2 separate regions of the Homo sapiens genome follow, and region 1 is linked to region 2. Evidence: read pairs that join two places in POLR2A ChIA-PET (ENCODE). Cell type or tissue: OCI-LY7. All regions are shown on one strand. Links, peaks and the distances in the headings refer to the core of each region. The heading gives the core; the rest is flanking DNA.

Region 1 (5,003 bases), core at 512-4,511, 230 kb before region 2:
GTGCCTATGCAGAAGTGTGGTTATTTAAAAAGAGTAACAGTGAAGTTTAGGATTTTTTAATATAAAACTAAAATACTAAATATTTAGTGTTTAAAATACTAGGTATTTTAGTACTGGAACTGTAGGCAGAGATTTGGATCAAATTCTAAAGTCCCCATATATCTAGGAGAGAGGAAAGATGTTAAGAATACAAATAAAATGTCTACAGGTAATTGTCCTAAAAAAACACACAGAAATCAGATGTACACGTTTAAAAACAATAGCGGTGGGTTGAGGTGAATAAAGAAACAGCCTCGTGGAAAGTAAAAGTGGCGAAAAGAAAAGCAAAGAGGACGCACAGCAGAGTGCGCATCCAAGCTGATGCCAACAGGAGGTCAGCTACCTTGACCTATTTCTTTTGGCACTGTACGCAGCTTAATTTAGTAGGTCTGAAAATGAGGTGTCATGCCACACATCACCATGAGCTCACATCTGACCTCCAACTATTTTGAGATGACAGAGAAGGTGGATCATCCTTGAAAGGTTTGGAAGAACAGCCCTTGGAACAAGGCTGCAGCTGAGCAGCAAGGACTCTTAAGTTTTCTCCAGTTTGCCTTGCCGGAAGAAAATCAGAGAAAAAACCAGGAGTTTATACAAGCTTGCCTATAGAAATGAAGTAATCAATTCATTCTGTAAGACCGGCACATGCTGCTGAAATGCAAATTTGAGTAAGGCAGTTGTGTTAACAAGATGTTCAATCATACTGCAATTTACAAACTGCAATGTCCAAGTGCACCCTTCTAATCTATTAACTAAGTATCCATCCAAACCCAAAGCTTCCAAACAGCATTCACGTGTTTCCTGTGCCAACGGCAGCTCCTTTATGGGCCTCGGTTCTTCCTCCTTCTGCAGACCATGCTTTAATATACAGAGAGAAGCATTTTCCTGCAGTCTTTTCAGAAGCAGAGGTGCAGACACAGAGGCTGCGCCAGAAAGAACATGGGTGGACTTTACAAGCGAACAGGATTTGGTAACACCACAGAATATCCCATGTGATGTATATGGCATTTGAAGAGATCTATTCACTCCCTTAAGGCCATATGAGGTCACCTCCAAACTAAAAGGAATGGAGGGAAGCAGTTGCATAAAATTACTCAATCCACAAAGGTTCTCTGAGCACATACTCTATTATGTGCTGGACACTGCAGAGAATACAAAAGAGTAAAAGAAGAGGTCATCTCTCTCCGTGGGGAAGCAAGTCTAAGCCAGAGCATAATGCACAGTTATTTATCCTTAGGTCTGAGATATAACAGATGTACCTTCTTTGTATTTCCTTTTACCAATTAGTAGGCGTGCTTTGAGCCGCCAGATGCCGGGCAGTGTAGGAAGTGCTGGGATACTCTGGGGGCAGAGGAGGTTAAGACATGAGATTTAAAAGTCCAATAATTCACAAGATTAATAGCTGGCTTCAGATAATTGAGAAGATGACTCAACAATGAATTACACAATGAAGTCTGAATTATCCGAGTGTAAAAACAGATCTGTCCTTACCATGAAATGTTTAAAGGAAACATCTTTATCTCCCTAGTCCAAAATCACTAGAGGGGTTCAAGACAGAACTGAATAACAGCTTCTCAAGGAGGCTGTAGAGCAAATTTACTCAATGAGTAATAAAATCTGGAACAAAAATTCCTTAATTTTTGTTTTTTGGACAAATTACAATGGGGTACAAAGTGATGATTATAAAATGGAATTTGTTTTCATTTCTCCACAAGCTTCTCAACTCCTTGCACTACCCACTGCCTATCACCCCCAGTCTGCCCTGCCCCATCATAATATATCTGGCCACCATTCATCCACTCATTCATAAAAATAATGTAATGAACATAAGCGAACCCAACAAAAGAATGAGAACACTACCCCTACCTTATAGCACCTAGCACATTCATGTTGTTTCCATCTTTACTTTTAATAAAATCTTACCCAAAACGGGTACAAACACAGTTTACATTTTCCTTGTCTGGGGAACCCCCTGATGCTCCATTTTAAAAAACATGAGCTAGTTCAGTGCTTACTCAAAGTATGGACCCCAGCCGAGGGGCTGGTCTGAAAACTGTTTAACACTGGTCCTGAATGAATAAGAAGCTTGAGCCAGAACATAAATCAACGATATCACTCAGAACACTGTTTAATCAGTTGAAAGCAGGGTGTTGATTTACATTCTGGCACAGGTTCCTTATCTCATCAAAGACCAGCTCTTTGAGAAGCATGAAACTCGCTGATTTCTAAGGTCCAAGCTAATTCTCAGAGCCTAGATTTTCCGATCGTTTAAAGCTATAATGTTAACCACTGCATGAACGGATGAGTGCTGTCAACTGAGTCCAGGAAGTACTGACCGGTACAGTTGGCTTCATCAGACCAGTCCCTGCAGTCGTTGTCCCCGTCACATACCCAGGAGGAGCGGATGCACATGCCGGAACTGCAGTTGTACTCGTCACTCCGGCACTGGTGCATTTCTGCAGGTGAGACCATAAACAGAGAGGTGAGGACAAAAGCTTGTTCAGAATTTTGTCTCTGGTGTCAAAGCTCTCATAAAGGATGGAGATGGACCCGTGATCACCAATGATCCACAGAGACCATGAACGAAGAGACTTTTACCAGGGACAAAAGGTCATTTAACAGCTTCCAGTCAGTGTGCTGCAAATGGGTTACAGGTGGGCTGAGATTCTGAGACCCTCAGACCCTTAGAGCTGCTTGCCTCTTGACAACAGCATCCTTGTCCATTCATCCCAGTGCTCTCCACATATATTATTTTCTATGCTTGCTATGATGGGAAGAAGGTTAGGAAGCAGTGATAGAGGAGGCCAGGAAGTAGAACTTTCAAGAAACAGAGGACTCCTACAGACACAGCCTGTGGTTTGAGAAAAGGAGTGCCGAGAGGTCTGCATGAGCTGATCACCGTGAGATGCTCAGTCAGAGAGAGTAAAATCAGTGCTGAGCTCCCAAAACGGAGGAAACATAACTCGGGACTTTCTGTGGGCAGAGCTCCAGGGACACGGGTGGATGCGCTGTCTCTAGAAGGGTGGGGGCCTGGTAAGAACCAACCAGCAGAGCTTGACCAAGAAGGGGAAGGAGGCTGCCCTGGCAATAGCCTTCAAAGCTCCTGGGGAGATCATGAAGACAGAATGCTATAGGCTGAGCTTATAAACAATAGCAATTTATTTCTCTCGGTTCTGGAGGCTAGGAAAATTCAAATGTTTATACTTCATATGTTGAAACTTCAAATTTGTATGTTGAAACTTAATCACCAATGTGATATTATTAAGAGATGGGACCCCTGTGAGGTAATTAAGTCATGGGGGCAGAGCCCTCATGAATAGGATTAGTGTCCTTAAGAAAGAGGTGGGAGGGAGCTGTTCACTCCTTCTGCCACGCTTGCGTACAGATAGAAGCATTTCCCTGCAGTCCTTCCAGAAGCAGAGGTGCCATCTGACGCTGCAGTGAAGGTACCATCTATGAGGAACAGGCCCTCACTAGACAATAAGTCTGCTGGCACCTCAGTCTTGGACCTCCCAGTCTCCAGTACTGTGAGAAACAAAATACTATTGTTTATAAATTACCTACACTAAGTATTTTGTTATCACAGCCCAAATAGACTGTGGCATAGAACTTTCACATGGAGTTTACAGAGCGTCAGAAAACAGGAGCAGCCAAGCGTGGGGCCCAAGGCAGCCGTCTCAGTCATTCTCGCCAAGAGGCTTGTTGATGGCAAAGCTAGTAAATCAGATATTTTTGAGGAAGAGTGTGGAAACTTACGAAGAGGACCTGCATCAGAGGAAGGGGCTAACCGGGACCCTGGGATGAATTCAGGACAAACTAGTAAGAATGAGCCATGAACAGAGGATCAGGGGGCTGAAACTGCTTCACAGTCAAACATGTACCCAGTACGTGAGCTCAATGATACCAGAAAGAGGGAACCACGTGAAGTTTCCTTCTTACTAGGGCAAAACTAGCTACACATTTCAACCTTCTAAGAGTGCTGGGAAGGAAATGGCAGGGATGAAGGGGAAATAGTTGCACATTCCAAGGACATGTTTTCAGGCACTTGAAGAAGGAAAACTGGGAATTTTTTAAAAACCTTCCAAGAGCCAGGCTAGGGGTATTTTCTGTGTGGAAATGGCCTAGGCTCTGCTCTGCTGGTTAACTTGCATTGAGATGATTTACAAGCTGCCCTTGCTCCCCTTATTTCAGCTGCTGTGAGTCAAACCACCTGCTCATAATCAAGCAGGCTGTGTCCATGTGCGTAAGCACAGCGTGGCTGGACCTGCCCCCCGTGGACAGGGAGAGAGGGCACAGTAGGGCCCCGCCAACTCATCACCACGTCTGGGTCAGCGTCTGACCTCCACTCTCACTTCCCTCTCATGCCTCAATCTGGCACACCATGCTGATTGCATAATGTCTCCTTCGGAGGTCAGCAACTATGAGTCTGGGACCAGGGACTGTTAACTAAGATGGGTCTCATGAAACTGACAAGGAGGTACTGTGCAACAGAAATAGTGGAGGATTAGAAAATGGGAGACATGGATTCCAGTTCCCCATTCTGACACAAACTAATTGTGTCACCTTGAATAAGCCCCCTGACCTCTACAGACCTCAGTCACTTTAGAAAGTAGAAATTAAAAGGATTGGACCAGAGAATCTCTATCATTCCTTGGAATTGTAACCCACTGTTTTTCTAAATATAAAAATGTCCATTCAGAAAACAGATGCTCACTCAATGCCTATACCATCTGCTAACTTCTAATAATAACAGAGTTGAATGAATTAAATTGGTTAAAAAAAAAAGAACAGTTCACAGAGGTGCAGATTTGTGTCTTCAGCAGGCTAATCTCACACCCACTGAGACATGTGGGCCAAGCCTGTAGAGCTGTTAATAACCCCCTGAATTCATTCAGAAATTTACTTCCTTACCATCACCTTTCATCCTTATAGCATCTCTCCAAGGCAAAGCAGGGTCCATTTCC
Region 2 (5,003 bases), core at 567-4,566:
GCTGTGAGTGCTCAAATGGCCTGCAATGTAGTGTTCGGTAAGGGTGCATAATTTGCACTGAGATTGGTCACGGGTTGGGTGAAAGGAATGGAAGGAGGGAGATGGTGGTTAAATGAGAATGAGACGTGGAGGGAAACTAGCAGCCCCTTCCTCAGGACTGACAGCTGTCTCAATCACCAATCCAGGGTCGAGTTAATTGCAGTGAGCCCCATTCGCTGTCAGTGCCAGGGTACTGATAAATATGCTTGATGAGTACATGCAAGATTGAAGGATATTCGCTTTCTTCATGTTTGTATCATATGTTCTGTGTGGAGCAATTCATATTCTGTGTGTAGGATACTTGTGTAGCTCATTTATGTTACAGTTTCTGTGCAAAGGCTACTGCTGGTTGCTAGAGCTTTAGAGGACTTGGTGTACTGAAGACCAAGAGGGCCTTTGTGGTTCGGGTTGCCTGTCAGGTGAGGAGTTGTCCTGGAGAAGGTTGTTAAGAAGCAGTAATTTCTGAAGAGCAGCTTTCTTGCCAGGCTTATTGGCAGAGAATGCAGTGATGGTGGCAGCTCCCTCGGGTTTGGGGAAAGGCTGGTTGGCAGGGCTACAAGAGGCTCCCAGCTGCTAAAACTCTCTCAACTGGCTTTATGGACTGAGAGAGAGGCAGTGGGAGCTGCCAAGGACATGACATTTCTCATGCTAATTAGGAAGGGAGGCAGCATCCACAGCTGTGTTGATTTATGTTTTGATGTTGGACATTAGGCCTTGTCTAAGTATAGGTGAGAACGAGGACCTCTGCTTTGGAATCACTCCCAGAGCTTTTGTGTCAATCTCCCCTGTCCTCATACACACACAGAGTGCCTGAGCTCAGCCTCTTTTCATGCCGCCTGTACTGGGGTCACCAGCCTCCCCCTCCTAACCCACCCTTATAACCAGAGCAGATCCGAGCTGAGACTGGGAGCATCTGCCAGCGTCAGGGCACACTGACATCCTTGTGCTCTTATTCGTTAGTTATGCTCACCCATGACACCAAGCTTTTTGACATATGCGGGCATCTTTGGGGGAAGAAACTCCTTCTGTTTGCAAGTGATCCTGATGCTGTGTGTGTGCACACACACGAGTGCAGAAGGGCTTGTACATTCTTGGAAAGAGGCCCACAATACATTGTTAAATGAAAAAAGCAAGTTTGAAAACAGTACATAGAGCATGAACCTGGTGTCATGAAATATATTATGAATACATATATGTGTCTATGTAGTTATATACAAAGCAAGCATGAGAGAATGATGCTAAAATGTTAGTAGTGGTTTTCTCTGTGCTATATGATTCAGGGTGGTTTGTGTGAATATGTATGTTTTGAATTTTGGCTTCTTTATTGTTACCTTCTAATTTTTCTTTAATGAGTATATATATAGAGAGAGAACTTATATAATAAGAATACTACTACTAATGATAATAATAATACACATCAGGCAACAAGAGACTTAAGTGACCTACTATCCTGATGCGTCTGCAACACCTGAAAAACAGTCGGGATGGACCTGTGAGAAATCAAGACAGAAAATGTAAAAGGATTCAGAGGACTCTGCCTCTCAGTCCTACTTGGGGTTTTTGTGCGTCTGTATCTAACATGCACGCACTTCTCTAAGTGTGTTGACCCATCCAGAGGATGTGTTGTCCGAGTCTGTCCATGCAGGGAGCAAGAGAAGACGGGGTGACTAAGCTGGATTGGAGGTGGGGGCGGAGGCAGTGGGGGCGAGGTAAATAAAAGATGAGCAGAACTTTGCTGACTATGTTGACTAACTGGGATTTTTGCTGCCAAATTACCTGTGAACAGTATTCATATGACTAGGCTATGCTACTCGAGCAAAGCAGGTAGGACTCACTCCATTAATTTTTCTTTTAATTTAGAAAAACCCTCCTTCTATTACCTATCCACCACGCCAACCCCTATTCTAGGATCATAAAACCCACCACAAAATTTGAGTCACTGAGTTTCTTGGAGTCTGACACAGTTGGAAGTGTGAAAGGCAGCCATCTGGCAGGCCAGAAAGCACGTGGTTTTGAAATATTTATTTCCGTGAAGCATTAGCTATGATTTTTAACCATGTGCTGGAAGTTCAGAGCAGAAGCAAAGCTTGGGGCTCTGGCCAGCCAACCAGGAATTGTTGCCTGAGCTTCTCCTCCTAGGAGAAAGTAGGTAACAGGGAGAAAGGGAAAAATTAATGCCTGCTTCCCTTCCCCCTGGGTAGGCCCTTTTGTGGCATTTTTGTAGGGATGTTGGTTGAGAGTAGAGTCTGCTGATGCCAAGATTAACAACCCAGGATACTCTTGGAGGCCCCGTGAGTGTTAAAAGTGTTTTACAGAGCTGGGTAATTAAGAGTGGAGGAGGAGAGTCCATCTTAATCAGCAGCATGAGTTTAAATTTTGAACTCCCTGGTAAAGTATCTGCAAGGGCCATTACCTTTCATTAATTACGCAATAAACAACTCTTCAGTGGAAAAAGACCACTGGCTACAGGAGGAAGCAGAGTTGGGGCAGTTCAGGTGCCCTCTGGGTGACAGTCACATCCTGGACCCAGGGAGACAAATCCTACCTGCTGCAGCTTCCTGCACAGAAGCTCAGCTCCTAGGGGACCAGCCCCTTTCCCAGGATGGGAAATGGATCCCCTCGTCCACATCCAATGGAGTCATTATGTGCTATTTCCCTATCTACAATTGTCAGAGAAAATGGGAGCAGCAAAGATGGAAAGAACAAAGACTTTTTTTGTTTTTGTTTTGTACATTTCCAGCTGAAGCAGTGAATATTGAATCACTTTTACATGAGAGATGTTCTTGGGACTTTTCCAGATTATTTCAAGAAGGCAGGCACTCTCTGAAAATGAGCATTCTGCTTTTGGGTTAATTTCTGAAGGCCATCTGTGATTGATTTACTAGAGTGCTAATAATATTTTGCTTTCCTCTGTTTTCTCTCCAAAGCATCCTAAACTTCTTCCCTAATCCTGTATACCCAGCTCAGCTGTAGAGAAGCCAAAGTCACAGACTGTAAGACTCCATGGTATTTACAGCTTTATGGGAAAGCTAACTTATGGGCTGGTGGTTTTCCTCCTAACCCTAATGTTAGGGGCCAGGGGGAGCACCTTCTATTAAAACAGAACTGTACCTGAGATCTGAGGATTTCTTTTATGGAATAATATCTTCTGTGCTACAGAAAATAAAGTCATAGAAAAAAATAGTGGTAGGGCTCCAGAGAAGCCAGTAAGAGGTGATATGTCAAACCTGGCTGTAACGCCCACAGCTGCTGATGAATATTGAGCCAGACACTGTGCTGGGCACTTGTCATGGATGATCTCATTCAATTCTTGACAGCTCCATGAGGAAGGTACTAACTAGTGTGACCACATCTCAGATGGGTAAACTGTGCTTTAGAAAGGTTAAGTAACTTGCCCAAGCCTTAATGTTAATGTGGGGTCAGGATTTGACCCCACATCATTCTATACAATAACTTGTGTTTCTTACACCCAACACTGTATTCTCTAGAATGAAGTGGGGAGGATGCATCTGGCAATTAACCCATCCTCTTTAGAAATTATCCTCTGAGTTCCAAGATCCATTTCCTACCTTTAACCCAACTCCTCCTTCTTCAACTCCAATTATAGGGCCCCACTCAGTGGTCTACATCAGTAGTCCCCAACCTTTTTAGCACTAGAGGCCAGTTTCATGGAAGACAGTTTTTCCACGGATGCGACGGGGGATGGTTTCAGGATGAAACTGCTCCACCTCAGATCATCAGGCAATAGTTAGATTCTCATAAGGAGCGTGCAACCTAGATTCCTCGCATGTGCAGTTCACCATAGGGTTCACGCTCCTATGAGAATCTAATGCTGCTGCTGATCTGACAAGAGGCGGGGCTCAGGTGGAAATGCTCGTTCATGCACCGCTCACTTCCTGCTGTGCAGCCCCGTTCCTAACAGGCCACAGATGCGTATTTGTCTATGGCCTGGGGGTTGGGACCCCTGGTCTACACGATCTTCACTCCCTTTGCACTATGGCTTATTGGTGTTAATAGCAGCCTATTTGCTTAAAGGACTGAGGGGTGTCCTGCCGGAGAACTTATCCTGAGGGAGAGAGCAGCGGGAGAGGAGCAATCCCAAGTCCAGGGTGGGGCCAGTCATTAGGATTTGTCCCTAAGTCCGTCTATGAATCCTATAGAGAACCAGAAAAGATCAATTATTTAATAGGTCTATTTTCATTCTTCTCTTGACATTACTATTGCACATGCGTGGCTCATTTCTAATAGAGAAACTTATTAGAGCATCATGGTCAAAGATACCTTTAGGTTTATTTGTCCAGCTAGCCCATTTTCCTTGACACTGCCATTTACAATTATGGAGGCGACTCTTGGCAGCTATGTGCCAGCCTTGTGCTGTGCCCACTCCTTCCTCACCCCACCTCACTACACCTACTGGTGCAGAGCTGAGCTCTCGGCTGAAGCTGGACCACAGTCCCTTCCTAGGAATTAGGAATTGGCACTGAGACAAGGTTAATGGCTGGACCTTAACATGTTAACATGGAAACCATTTCCACCAAGTAATTGATGCACCAAGAAAGCTGGTCTTCAGATAGAAAAAAATAAATCATTTACAGAGAGAGGAGCAGAGCCAAAGGTGGAGAACAAACACACCGGCTTTCCAGCTTCTGTTTCCAGTCCCCTTCTTCTGGCCTTTGGCTGTGGACACAATCTATTTTTTTTTAATAATTCCTTTTTTTCTTAAGCCAGCTTGAGATAGTTTCTAAACTTGCCACAGAGAATGCTAACCTTTCTCAGTTGTATGAGTTAGTACCCGATATAATCTGTTCATTGGAACCAGGTGTTAGGTTCATTTCCCCTCTAGATAAATTAATTTTGCTCAGTCCCGAAGCAAGAGTTTATCTTCTTATCTGTTTTCACAAGGTGGAGAAGAGGGTATGGATCAGCACCACTGGTAGATAAACAGCCTAAAAGCAAATGTACTT

The links. ChIA-PET counts read pairs that join two places held together with the same protein. Peaks named below come from ENCODE experiments on the same cell type or tissue, not always from the same donor. Only the 100,000 strongest peaks of a DNase experiment are listed, where the experiment ranks them.
Region 1: POLR2A ChIA-PET joins it to region 2 with 5 read pairs; 2 of 35 experiments call an interaction of 5 or more read pairs at or near these places.

Annotation. Positions count from the first base shown.
Region 1 is chr11:121,574,773-121,579,775 of GRCh38, reverse strand. It overlaps SORL1 (sortilin related receptor 1), which reads right to left. Exons shown (of 48, transcript NM_003105.6): 25 at 2,376-2,495. Among named protein-coding and RNA genes, the nearest start is that of SORL1-AS1, 120 kb to the right of the region's middle. RefSeq lists a silencer at 2,902-2,981. In OCI-LY7, for the core only: no CTCF peak of the experiment used is centred there; no DNase peak of the experiment used is centred there; H3K27ac peaks cover 1,496 bases.
Region 2 is chr11:121,348,313-121,353,315 of GRCh38, reverse strand. No RefSeq gene overlaps it. Among named protein-coding and RNA genes, the nearest start is that of SC5D, 58 kb to the right of the region's middle. In OCI-LY7, for the core only: no CTCF peak of the experiment used is centred there; no DNase peak of the experiment used is centred there.